2 separate regions of the Homo sapiens genome follow, and region 2 is linked to region 1. The links are chromatin contacts, found by Hi-C or POLR2A ChIA-PET in ENCODE. All regions are on one chromosome and are shown on one strand. Each heading gives the region's core, a stretch centred on a gene start or an enhancer-like site at or near the end of the contact. The rest is flanking DNA. Distances are from core to core; before and after follow the strand shown. Region 1 holds the start of OARD1 (O-acyl-ADP-ribose deacylase 1). Region 2 holds the start of ZNF318 (zinc finger protein 318).

Region 1 (5,187 bases), core at 409-2,908:
TGTTGCAGAAGCTTTACATAGGATTCTAGTGCACATTTCTGGTTTAAAGTGGCCCGTAGAAAGTGATGGGAGGGGTCTGTAAGGAAGAAGAGGTTTCTAAATTCCTCTTTGAAGAGAAAGCAGAATATTGGTAAGTAAAGGATCTTGAATGCCAACCTATAGACTAAGCATCTCAGAGTTATTTCAAGTTTCAGAGAAGTACAGTAATATCGTCAAGAAAGTTTCATGATACAAGAGGAAGAGATTAAAAACCTTCACAGGAGTTGGGTTTTGATATGGTAAACGTCTAAACTAGAGGCCATTCTTGGGGAGGAAAATCTTAAAAACATTTGGTTCTTAGGAATCCCCTCTTTACACGCATATTTTATTAAAGTGTAACAGATTAAAAGGTGCTCTAGCCAGGGCAAACCAGGTAAGTGGTTTCCAAAACTCACGTTGATTTAAAAGTTCTTGCACCCCTCCAAATTTCTTCTTAAAGAGGACAGCTATCCCAGCGCCCATGCGACAATCCTCACTGATACAGTGGGCTAAAGAGTCTGTTTTCGGGCATGCAAAAAGGTCTCCTTTCACATAAGTGATCTAAAAAATGTGCAAAGGAAAAGACAATGTTTTATTAGATACAGTAAAATACTAAGCTATTTTTCTGTATTTTGTGTCCCCCACGACTACCTCTCCCGGCACCCCTTCCTCCAATCTGATTTAAAGCCAAACCAATTACAGCATGTGTAAAAGGAAAGTAATGGATGATCCCTGCCTAGAATTTTGAGCCTTTTTAAAGTAAATCAGCTAGAGAGAAAAAAAGATAATGCAATCATTAATTTAATTAAAAAGTGTTTATGCTTTTGACCTCCATTATTACGAATTTCAGTTCACCAATAAGTCAATAGTTGTTACGCACTCTGCTTCCTTCTGGATCTTCATTAAGGCTGCTGGCCATGATACTGAGTCGCTATTTCCAGAATTTAAGTGTTTCTTCAGCTATGAGAAGGGAAAAGGAAGTAAAAATGCTTAGGCAGCCTTAGTATATAATATTCTGATTGCCCTGTACAACCACTTAATAGGCTTTTTTCCCCAACGTTTATCGATGAATGTGAGTTTGTTCGGCCCCTGGGACGTAATACAAAACCCTTCTGGGGCAAAGAGGAAGAACGCTTAGGTTCGGAGGCTGTCTCGACCCGCTCTCATTTCGTGCTTTCCTGGAGCGCCCCGCTCCGTCAGCGGAAGCAAAGCCCATCCCTAAGACACGCCTCCTCCTTTCTCCAGGGCCACTCCGGAGCAAGGCCGATTTAGGACGGTCTCCTTTTCTCTGCACGACGCAAAAGTATTTCCCCAGTGGGTCTGGCTTAGAAGAAAACAGAAGGGACTTGGCCACAGTCCCGTTAAGCCGCAACCACAGAGTGTACAGGGTACTGGCGTGCTGAGCCCCAGGCGTGGGGAAAGGAAGGCGGCCTCTCAAGGAACGTTCACCCCCCACTTTTTTGGGGGGTGCGTGGGAGAAGGAAAGAGTCTATTGAAGCCTCCCATTCTCTGTCTCCTACCCTAGGGCGGGTCAGCGAGGACGCAGTCTGTCCTGGGGTCCTATGGGAGGGTGCGGGGAGGCTCGCTCAAAGCCCCAACGTACCCAAGTCACCCTTCACCTGGAAAGGAGTCGGTTGTTTGGAGGTCCCCGCCCCGCGGGGAAGGGCTCCGGATCCGACCCTGGTAGGTGGGGAGCAGCGGACCAGCCCAAACGCGGAGCCAATCCCGCCAAAGCCCTTAATTGCACGCATCTAAGATGGCCGCCCCCGCCCGGTAGCGGGGCGGAAACGAGCCCCTCTAGCTTGCTAGCCGAGCCCACACTCTTTGGCGAAGGCCGCCGAACTTCCGGCAGTAAATTCCGTGGTTTCCCGCCGCCGCCCGCGCATGCGTAACGAAACTGCCCCACGAGTCGGGAAAAGTGGCGCTTGCGCATTAGCCGCAGGGGTGTGTCCTAGTGGCCACTTGGAAAGGGGTGGGCAGCTGGCAAAGGGGCTAGTTAGCGCCTGCGTAGTACTAAGCTCAAGGCAGCGTTTTGAGTTGAAGGGTCTGGCGCGTCTGGAAAGCGCCTGCGTATTCCTTTCACTGGGGGTGGTGTCAAAGCGGGAAGGTGGGCGTGGCTTCAGGGAACGCCTGCGCGTTGCTCCTCCGAAGGGGTGGGGCGATCCCTGAACTGGAGTTAGTGGGCGTGGCCTCAGAGGCGCCTGCGCGGAGGCGGTTGGAGGGAGGCCCGATTCCCCTTTGTTCGGGTTCGCCATTTTGCTAGGCAGCGGCAGTGGCGGCGGCAGCGGCGGCTGGAGCCTCTGATTGGGTTTCGGAGTCCGGTACTGGAGCCAATCAGCGCGGGCAGCGAACCGGGGGAGCGAGGCACGGTGAGTGTGAGGAGCCAATATCCAGCGGCCCAGAGCCGGCCCCAGCGCCCCGATTGGCGGGTCTCGCTGACCACTCAGGAGAGGCCCAGGCGCCCGTCGAGCCCGGGGAGTCGAGCTGAGCCTAGCCGAGCCGGGCGGCCAGCGGCCCCGGCCCGGGGCCTGCGAGCGCCTCGGGGCACTCCCGGCCGAGGCCTGCAGGGGCCGCCCCGCGCGGGGATGGCGCCTCGGGGAGCAGGCACCTCGGGGCTCCGACCCTCGCAGGGTGCCAGGGCCAGTTGGGAATGCGTCCCTGTTCCCCGACTCAGGCCCAGGTTCTCAGGCCCCAGGCCTGGGGCCACGAATGGCCCTACACTAGGGGACACATGCGCGCCCTGGGCCTCGGCGATTTCCTCCTGGTCGTTCTGGCCGCAAACTTAAACCTGCCCTTGCACTCTCCACTCTCCGGCCCTTGGGACAGGAAGCCTCCCCGGGGCCCGCGCCCCCCGCTCCCCGCTCCCAGCGAGCCGGGTCTGTCTTATCTGCAGCCCCTCTAGGTCGGGAGGGAGGCCTGGGGAGGGTGCGCGCCGCGGCCGCGGGGTCCCGTGTGCGGCTGGCAACGGGGCTGGCCCGCCCACGCCTCGGAGCCCTATGGGCCCGCCCCCGCTGTCTCCCTGGTGGGGAGAGGGGGCCGTTAGTTCGCCCACTCCCCCTGCTCCGCCGCGCCCCTCCTCCCAGCCCGCTCCGCCCGGGTCTCCGGCCCGGCGCCGTTACCACCCCTTTTGGCTCGTCATTTCCTCTCTTCCCCGCCCCGTTCGCAGTGGCAGGACCGCACACCTCCGTCTTGGAGCCCAACCAAGCGGTCTCCGTTTCTTGTCCGGGCTGTAAGACCAGTCCATTCGGTGCCTGGAACCTCACTCTTAGAAGATTGATACCCTTGCGCATTCTTTCCGGAGGCTGCACAACTTGCTGTTCATATTACTAATCTTATCCACTGCTCATTTTGTGAAATCTCCCTCCCTTGGGAATATAGTACAGTTTTGGGGGTTTTTTTTCCCTTTGTTTTTGCCTTCGCCTTTCTATGTTACTTTGTGTCAGGCTTGACCCAGTCCACTCATCTCTTGGTTTATGTTTTTCTGATACACTTTCAAGTCCTGTGTTAACGTTTTCTCAGCAGATGTTTAGAAACTAACAGTGTTGTGGGGTTTTCCTTAGGGTGAGAGGTTGCTGTTGGCAACCAATTATCCAGCAGTTAGTATATGCCAGGTATAATCCGTGTGTTAGGGAGGGAGTACGTAGAGGTCAATAAGAACTGTGCCTACCTGATGGAAATTGACAGGTGAACAGGTAGTTAATACCTAACGGTTAGTGCTATAAAGGGGCCAAGTTCAGTTGCTGTGAAGTATCCATGCGTGAGCTAGCCTCCGTGAAAGGCTTATCACCACCGCACTTTTGACTGGCCTTGAAGAATGATGGTAATTCTTCCACAGGAAAGATGGAAGAGCTTGCTCGAAGAGAAGAAAAGCATGTGCAGAGGAATCAAATTACACTGTTGGAGGCAGGAAGATGGGATAGGGAAGTGGGCAGTAGTTGTGATAGTTTAGGGGGGAAAGCCCAGTTGGTAAAATACTTGTATATCTTGCTAAGGAATATTTTGGAAACAGTTATTATTTTGTATGGAGGTTCAAGTAGAAGGGATCTAGAGCTATATTTTTTCCTAAGATTGAAAAAACGAGTTTCTGACTTGTTTATGGGTTCTGCCCCGTGATAGTGGCTGAGTTCTTTGGGGATGAAGAGGAGACTTGTCCTAGGACTCTGAAAATTATTTTTACTCATGTGAATCATCTAGTGCATTCCCTGGCACATAAAGGTCTTAAGTATCTGGTGCCCATTTCTAAATTCACATTTAATGTTATACAACTAATAGGTTTCAGAAAACTCGTATTCCAGTGCTCTTTCATTACTAAAACTTCGGGGACAGGTTTTATTTTCACTTTTTAGGGTGAGTTTTTCATTGTTGCTTAAGTGATTTTCTTAATTCATTTGATTGTCACGTTATCCGCATTAGCAGATGAGATGATAGAGCTTAAGTAGTCTAAAAAACATGTATATTTGCCTTTGGAACGTTTTTTTGTTTGTTTTTGGATACAGGGCTTTCCTCTGTCATCCAGGCTGGAGTACAGTGGCGCAATCGTAGCTCACTAACCTGGAACTCCTGGGCTCAAGCCATCCTCCCTTCTTGTTCTCCCAAAACGTTGGGATTACAGGCATGAGCCACTGCGTCCTGACCTGAAATAGATGTTTTAACCTTAGTATTTAAAAATAGGTATGTTCTGGTCACTTCAAAATCACTAAATACTTTTGCTTGGCATCTTTCTAAAAGGCATTATAATCTGGTAACTTTTTTGCTAAATACCTTACAAGCTTCCACCAGTCTGCAGAAGAATTTCTTTGTCTGACATTTTGAGAGAAAGTAGTGTGGCCCCAAGCTTTTTTTCCTGTTTAGTCCACTGTTCACATGCTGAAATATTTCTGTTCTTGTTTTTATGCTCTCTTGATTTGTAGTACTTCACCTTCCTCCACATCATCACATAGCTAAATCTTTCTCACACTTAAGACCAGTTCATCCTGCAGGCCTCTGATAGCAAAGAAAAAAAAAGTTCAAGTAGTACCTTTTTTTTTTTAAGCCTTGTTGATTTATCCCCAGCTGGAACAAATCTCTGTCCTCCAAATTCCCATATCACTTTATCTCTTAGGATTCCAGTATAGGTTTTTAGTCCATTACTAAACTTAAAGACTCTTTGAAGTTTGAATCTTCGTCAGA
Region 2 (5,641 bases), core at 397-2,896, 2.3 Mb after region 1:
GGGAACAGAGTGAGACTCTTTCTCAAATAATAATAATAATAAAAAGATTGATGAACTAAAAATAAAACAAATTCCCAAAAACCAGACTCTACCTAGAGGATCTCTTGGGGTGGTGGTTATGGTTAAAGGTCAACATTATTTCTAAAACTAAACTTAAACTCATGCTCCGTTCCTCTAGCAGTGAAACATAGAGGTTCAAATCATGGATTTGGGGAACCAGGCGGATCTGAGTTGAAGCACAGCTCCACCACTTAGCCGTGTCACCTCAGTCGAGTTACTTGAACCTCTCTGGGTTGGTTCCTCGGCTGTACAACAAGGAATAGTATTAACTGCCTCACTTCAAAGACTTGTGAGGGTTAAAATAATGTGCAAAGTGAAAGGCTAGGCATAATTCCTGACATAGAACTCGATAAGAGGTAGTGGCTATGGCAGTGACTGTGGTCCTGCACACTTCATTCCGAAGCAGCAGCTCCAATTCATTTAAGCTAACAGTTTACACTCTAGACGTAAAGCCTGGTAGGGTTCAAGCGTCCCTAACTCGCCACAAAAACGGACATTTCGGCTTTTTCCCCTAAGATCCAGGAAGGCAGCTCAGGTGTAAGGGGATGAAAAGTACGGAACCCCGAGGACACATCAACTCTACAAAAAGTACCAAGACACACGGTTTGGACGAAATGCCCCTCGCCTTGGCAAACTTTCCACACCTCACCCGGCATGAGAGAAACAGCCTATTCCTAAGGAACGGAGCGCGCACTCCCGACGAGACGCCCGTGCGCTCCCGAGTCCGTTATTGTGTCAACGCTCCCGGGTCTGACAGAAGCCTCCAGGCTCGGCATCCCCGAGGGAGTTGGCCGGAGGCTTCGCGCTTAGGACCCTGGTCTGGAGGCCCCGGGCGTTTCTGGAAACGGGAATTCCGGGGGAGGGGACTGGGGGATGGAGGGAGTCCTGGACGAGGGGTGGGATTACCCGGCTGCCGCTGTCGCCTGGATGGTCTCCGCGGCCGTCCCGGGCATAGTCGGCGCGGGACTCCCCCCGGCTGCTGCCTCTGAAGCCGGCCGGGCCCGGCGGGAAGAGTCGTCGGCCCCGCGGTGGCGACGGGGAGCCGCGACGGGCCCGAGGCGGGGACGGGGAGACGCGACGACCCCGTGGCGGGGACGGCGAGGCCCGGCGGCCGCGGTGCCCTGAGGGCGAGCGGGGTCGGCGAGCCGGGGTCCGCGACGAGGAGCCGGAGGGCGGAGGCGGCGGTGAGCTGCGGCGAGCCGGGCCTGAGGAGGAGCCAGAGCTGCGGCCGCTGCGCGGGCCGCCCCCGCCGTCGTCTTTAGGCCGGTGGGAAGAGACGGAGGAGCGAGCGCTGCTGCGGTACATGGTTCTTGCAGCGGCGGCCACGGCGACAGCTCTGACCCGGGGGCGCCCTAGACGCAGGCTCGGAGCGCGCCGCCGCAGCTGCAGCCGCCGCCACCTCGGCCGCTGCGCGCCGCCTCAGCCGCGGGAGCAGCCCCCTCCCCTCGGCCCCGCGTCGCCCCGGGGGCCCGGCCGAGCGCGCCCCCGCGGCTGGCGGTTGGAGGGCGCGAGCACGCGTCCGACACACCCCCCCCCGCCTCCGGGGTTCCCCGCTCCTCCACTCAGGGAGCGGCCGCAGGAACCAAGAAAAGTGGGGAGGAGCACAGACGCCGGCGCGAGGCTGGGCGAGGGGAGGGGAAGCGAAGCGCGCGCCCTGAGCTCTGCACGCCCCGCCTCCGAATCCTCAAGATGGCGGCCGCAGAGCCGCCCACTTCCCCCTCCCGCGGCCGCCACGTGACCCCTGTGGCCTCCGCGCGGGGTGGGCGGAGCGGAAGGAAGGGCTTCTCTGGAGAGGGATCTGGTTTTCCGGGGATGCTCCAGGCCTCTGGACTTAGGGGTTTGGAGACCGTGCGGAGGTGTCTTCGCTCTTTCGTGCCGCCCCTCAAGCCTCTTAATTTAGGGATGGACACGAAATGGTTGAAAACCATTCGTGATAATATAAACGGGCCTGTAAACGTTAGCTGTGTGGGAGGTTACGGACCCCGGCAGGAGCGCCCACCGAAATCCTGTCCCCAGCTGAAGCAACACGACCCGCATCAGTTTACTTTCCAGTTTGCCTAATTTCTAGAGGTTGAAATTGAGGATAGGAAAGTACGAGGTGGAGGTGGTGGGCCAGAATCAAACCCAAAATAGACGTTGTCAGGCCTCTGAGCCCAAGCTAAGCCATCATATCCCCTATGACCTGCACGTATACATCCAGATGGCCTGAGGCAACTGAAGAGCCACAAAAGAAGTGAAAATAGCCTTAACTGATGACATTCCACCATTGTGATTTGTTCCTGCCCCACCCTAACTGACAGGATATATTCTCCCCCTTGCCCTTAAGTAGGTGCTTTGTAATATTCTCCCCCGCCCTTAAGAATGTACTTTGTACACCTATCCCAAACCTATAAGAACTAATGATAATTCCACCACCCTCTGCTGACTCCTTTTTCGGACTCAACCCGCCTGCACCCAGGTAAGATAAACAGCCTTGTTGCTCACACGAAGCCTGTTTGGTGGACTCTCTTCACACGTTTTCGAGCTGTTTTCTGACTAAAGTACTTGTGGTCATGGTGGAGGTCCTTCATTACCAGGGGCCCACATCATGACCAACTGGAGGCGTGGCAAGTTTTTGTAAGAGATCCAGGCATGCCCCCTCCCCTGGCCTAAGTCCAGAATTTTCCTAGATGCCAATCTCAGGGCCCTGCATCCTAAATACAAAAGTGGGCCAGGCGCAAAGGGTCACGCCTATAATCCCACCATTTTGGGAGGCCGGGGCAGGAGGATTGCTTGAGCCTGAGAGTTCGAGACCAGCCTGGGCAACGTAGAAGGACCTCCATTTCTAAAAAAAAAAAAAAAAAATTTGCCGAGTGTGGTGGCACGTTCCTGTACCCCAGCTACTCGGGAGGTTGAGGCTGCGGTGAGCTGTGATCATGCCACTGCACTCCAGCCTGGGTGACAGAGTGAGACCCTCTCTCAAAAAATACATCCATATATATATATATCCATTTCCATACGTTCTTATAATGGCATATACTCAGTAAAAATGTATAAAATTTTTACTAGTTGACTACTTTTACCCAGCTTCACATTTTATATAATTTATATAAAATAAGAAACCAATAACATTTTAATGAAAAAAATAATAAAAATATGCCAGAGGTGTATGCCCTGTCTTTATTAGAGTATATATGGATTTTGGTTACCCATACTTTTGGTGGGACTTAATAAATGTGAAAAAAATGTAAATCAGTGTGTATAGATACTTGGAGTCAATAAATTTTAAATCATGTTTGTTATATTCTGTATCAACTTTTACTCCTCAACCCATTTCTAATACTGAATATTTTTATCAAAGGAGCTGGGGTGTTTCAAGACAGGGGGAGACACGGTGTATAATCAGAAAACTCTTCTGCTTCCCCTTCACACTTGCTCTATGCATAGTTCTGTATCCTGCATGAAATCTCTTGCAGATCCTTTCACTTTTCAAGTATTTTTCAGTCATGACAGTAGTCATATTGCAGTAGAAAATATATAGTACAGAACAAAACTTTAAACTTTATTCAGGCTAAAGGTTCTCCCCTACCCCTGCTTTTACCTGCTTCAGACTTGAAGCTTGCTATATTAAAAGTGGTATGGTAGGTTTCTCCACATCCCTGCCTTTGCTCCTCAAAGTTTGCTCCTCCTCTCCCACTGGCTAGCTGCTATTTCTGACCCCCTCCTCCCAGGAGGAGAAGGGATTGAAGGGAAAGAACACAGACTTTCCTGGTTAGTGCAGGATGCTGTTACCTTCCAAAATCGGTTCCCTATGGACAAGGAGGAATCACAAATGTTGGCTTTTCTCTCTTATGCACCTTTGTGGGCTTTTTTAGAACTCTCTTGCTGGCAGTGGTCCTCCTCTGGTTCACTGTCTATGACTCCCCTCCCCCAAGTCTTTGGCCTTCTGGAGGAGGTTTACCCCATGTAAAACTCACTCCCGTGGCAGGAGTCCCTTTCCTCTCTGGTTATCTCTCATGGGACGGATCCCTTTTATTTTGTTTTGTTTTTTTTTTTTTTTTTTTTTTTTTTTTTGAGACAGAGTCTCGCTCAGTCGCCCAGGCTGGAGTGCAGTGGCTCGATCTCCGCTCACTGCAAGCTTCGCTTCCTGGGCTCACGCCATTCTCCTGCCTCAGCCTCCCGAGTAGCTGGGACTATAGGCACCCGCCACCATGCCCAGCTAATTTTTTTGTATTTTTTTTAGTGGAGACGAGGTTTCACCGTGTAAGCCAGGATGGTCGCGATCTGCTGACCTCGTGATCCGCCCGCCTCGGCCTCCCAAAGTGCTGGGAAGGTGGCATGAGCCACCGCACGCGGCCTGGGAAGGATCTCTTTTAAATGACTCCAAGTTCGTTAGCTTGTGTGTCCACTTGGCTCACAGGATAACTCATGCATCTTTGCCCCAGTGGCGAAGGCAGTGCAGCTCACTCCCCATGGCTCCCACCTTATTCACCATCCCAGCACAGTTAGCCAGCATCTTGCTTTTGGACTTCCCCCAGGTAGGGGTTAAGACACTATCCCTGTGGATCTCCAAACTCCAGGAGACACAAGCCAAACATTCTAAGAGGTTCTAGTAGAAGGCTTTATCTCACTTGGCTCCCCTCTCCCGCCCCAGAGTGGCAGGAGAGGAAATACAGAGCCCACAGGTAACTGTCCGACACAATCTTCATTCTCTTATATAGACTGAGGGTGGATGATTAGTAATGCTGGCAGACTAGTTCATATTCTATCATCACCCTTTAAGATGGGGGAATGGGAGTACCTGGCATCTGTTGTATTGCCTTCTATTTTTGAGGCCTTTGCTGAAACTCCAGAGACAATAGGAAGAACCCAGTTAACGTACCGTCCCTGTTGTCTGTCATCAATTCAAGAAATTTTTATGAGACTTCTGATGAAGATGGTGAAATGTGTAAAGGCTTTCACACATACACACATACCACCCCATAGTAGACATACCGCAATGACATATAAAACCTTAAAAGAGAAAAGTAAGGAGACTAGGATGTATGCTATGGACTGAATTGTGTTTCCCCCACCACTACTCCAAATTCATTTGTTAAAGCCCTAACCCCCAATGTGATGCTATTTGGAGAAGAGTCCTTTGGGAGGTAATTAGGGTCAGATGAGGTCATGAGGGTAGGGCCCCCATGATGATAGTGTCTTTATAAAGAGAGGAAGAGACACCCATGCCCTCTCTCTGCTATGCAAGCACACAGTGAGAAGGCAGTGTCTACAAACCAGGAAGAGAGCACTCACCAGGAACTAAATTGGCTAGCACCTTGGTCTTGGACATTCCAGCCTCTAGAACTGTAAGAAATAAGCACGTGTTGTTGAAGCCACCCAGCCTTACGGTATTTTGTTACAGCAGCTCAAAACAGCTAATACACTCTGAAACGAGATAACCACCTCCCCATGGACCTCATGGGCTTTGAAATGAGTCTAGAATCAAGGGTAGCAGTTAGAGATTTGGCTCCTGTGAGATAATGGAAATGTAAGTGCTCCTCAGGAGGTGGAGGACCTGGGACAGATTTTTAGCTTAAAGCCAAGGACATGCCTGTCCCTA

The links. Hi-C counts contacts between places; a loop is a spot of excess contacts on that map. ChIA-PET counts read pairs that join two places held with the same protein, here RNA polymerase II (POLR2A). Pooled maps may share reads with other maps.
Region 2: a map of endothelial cell of umbilical vein shows a loop between it and region 1 (23-fold over the local background). The contact joins the promoter of ZNF318 here to the promoter of OARD1 in region 1. A Hi-C loop is called at or near these places in 2 of 168 maps with a recorded cell type or tissue (endothelial cell of umbilical vein and naive thymus-derived CD4-positive, alpha-beta T cell) and 8 of 50 pooled maps. POLR2A ChIA-PET finds 5 or more read pairs at or near these places in 1 of 52 experiments (B cell).

Annotation. Positions count from the first base shown.
Region 1 is chr6:41,070,698-41,075,884 of GRCh38, forward strand. It overlaps OARD1 (O-acyl-ADP-ribose deacylase 1), which reads right to left and starts at 1,659. Exons shown (of 6, transcript NM_001329686.2): 1 at 1,539-1,659; 2 at 899-978; 3 at 435-579. The coding sequence starts at 937. NFYA (nuclear transcription factor Y subunit alpha) reads left to right here and starts at 2,277. Exons shown (of 10, transcript NM_002505.5): 1 at 2,277-2,387. RefSeq lists enhancers at 1,678-1,887, 1,918-1,967 and silencers at 2,348-2,977, 3,008-3,167.
Region 2 is chr6:43,368,001-43,373,641 of GRCh38, forward strand. ZNF318 (zinc finger protein 318) reads right to left here and starts at 1,647. Exons shown (of 10, transcript NM_014345.3): 1 at 967-1,647. The coding sequence starts at 1,365. It overlaps LOC124901227 (atherin-like), which reads left to right and starts at 1,364. Exons shown (of 2, transcript XM_047419609.1): 1 at 1,364-1,387; 2 at 1,423-3,341. The coding sequence starts at 1,364. The coding sequence ends at 2,121. RefSeq lists silencers at 1,051-1,120, 1,131-1,320, 1,411-1,610, 1,801-1,900.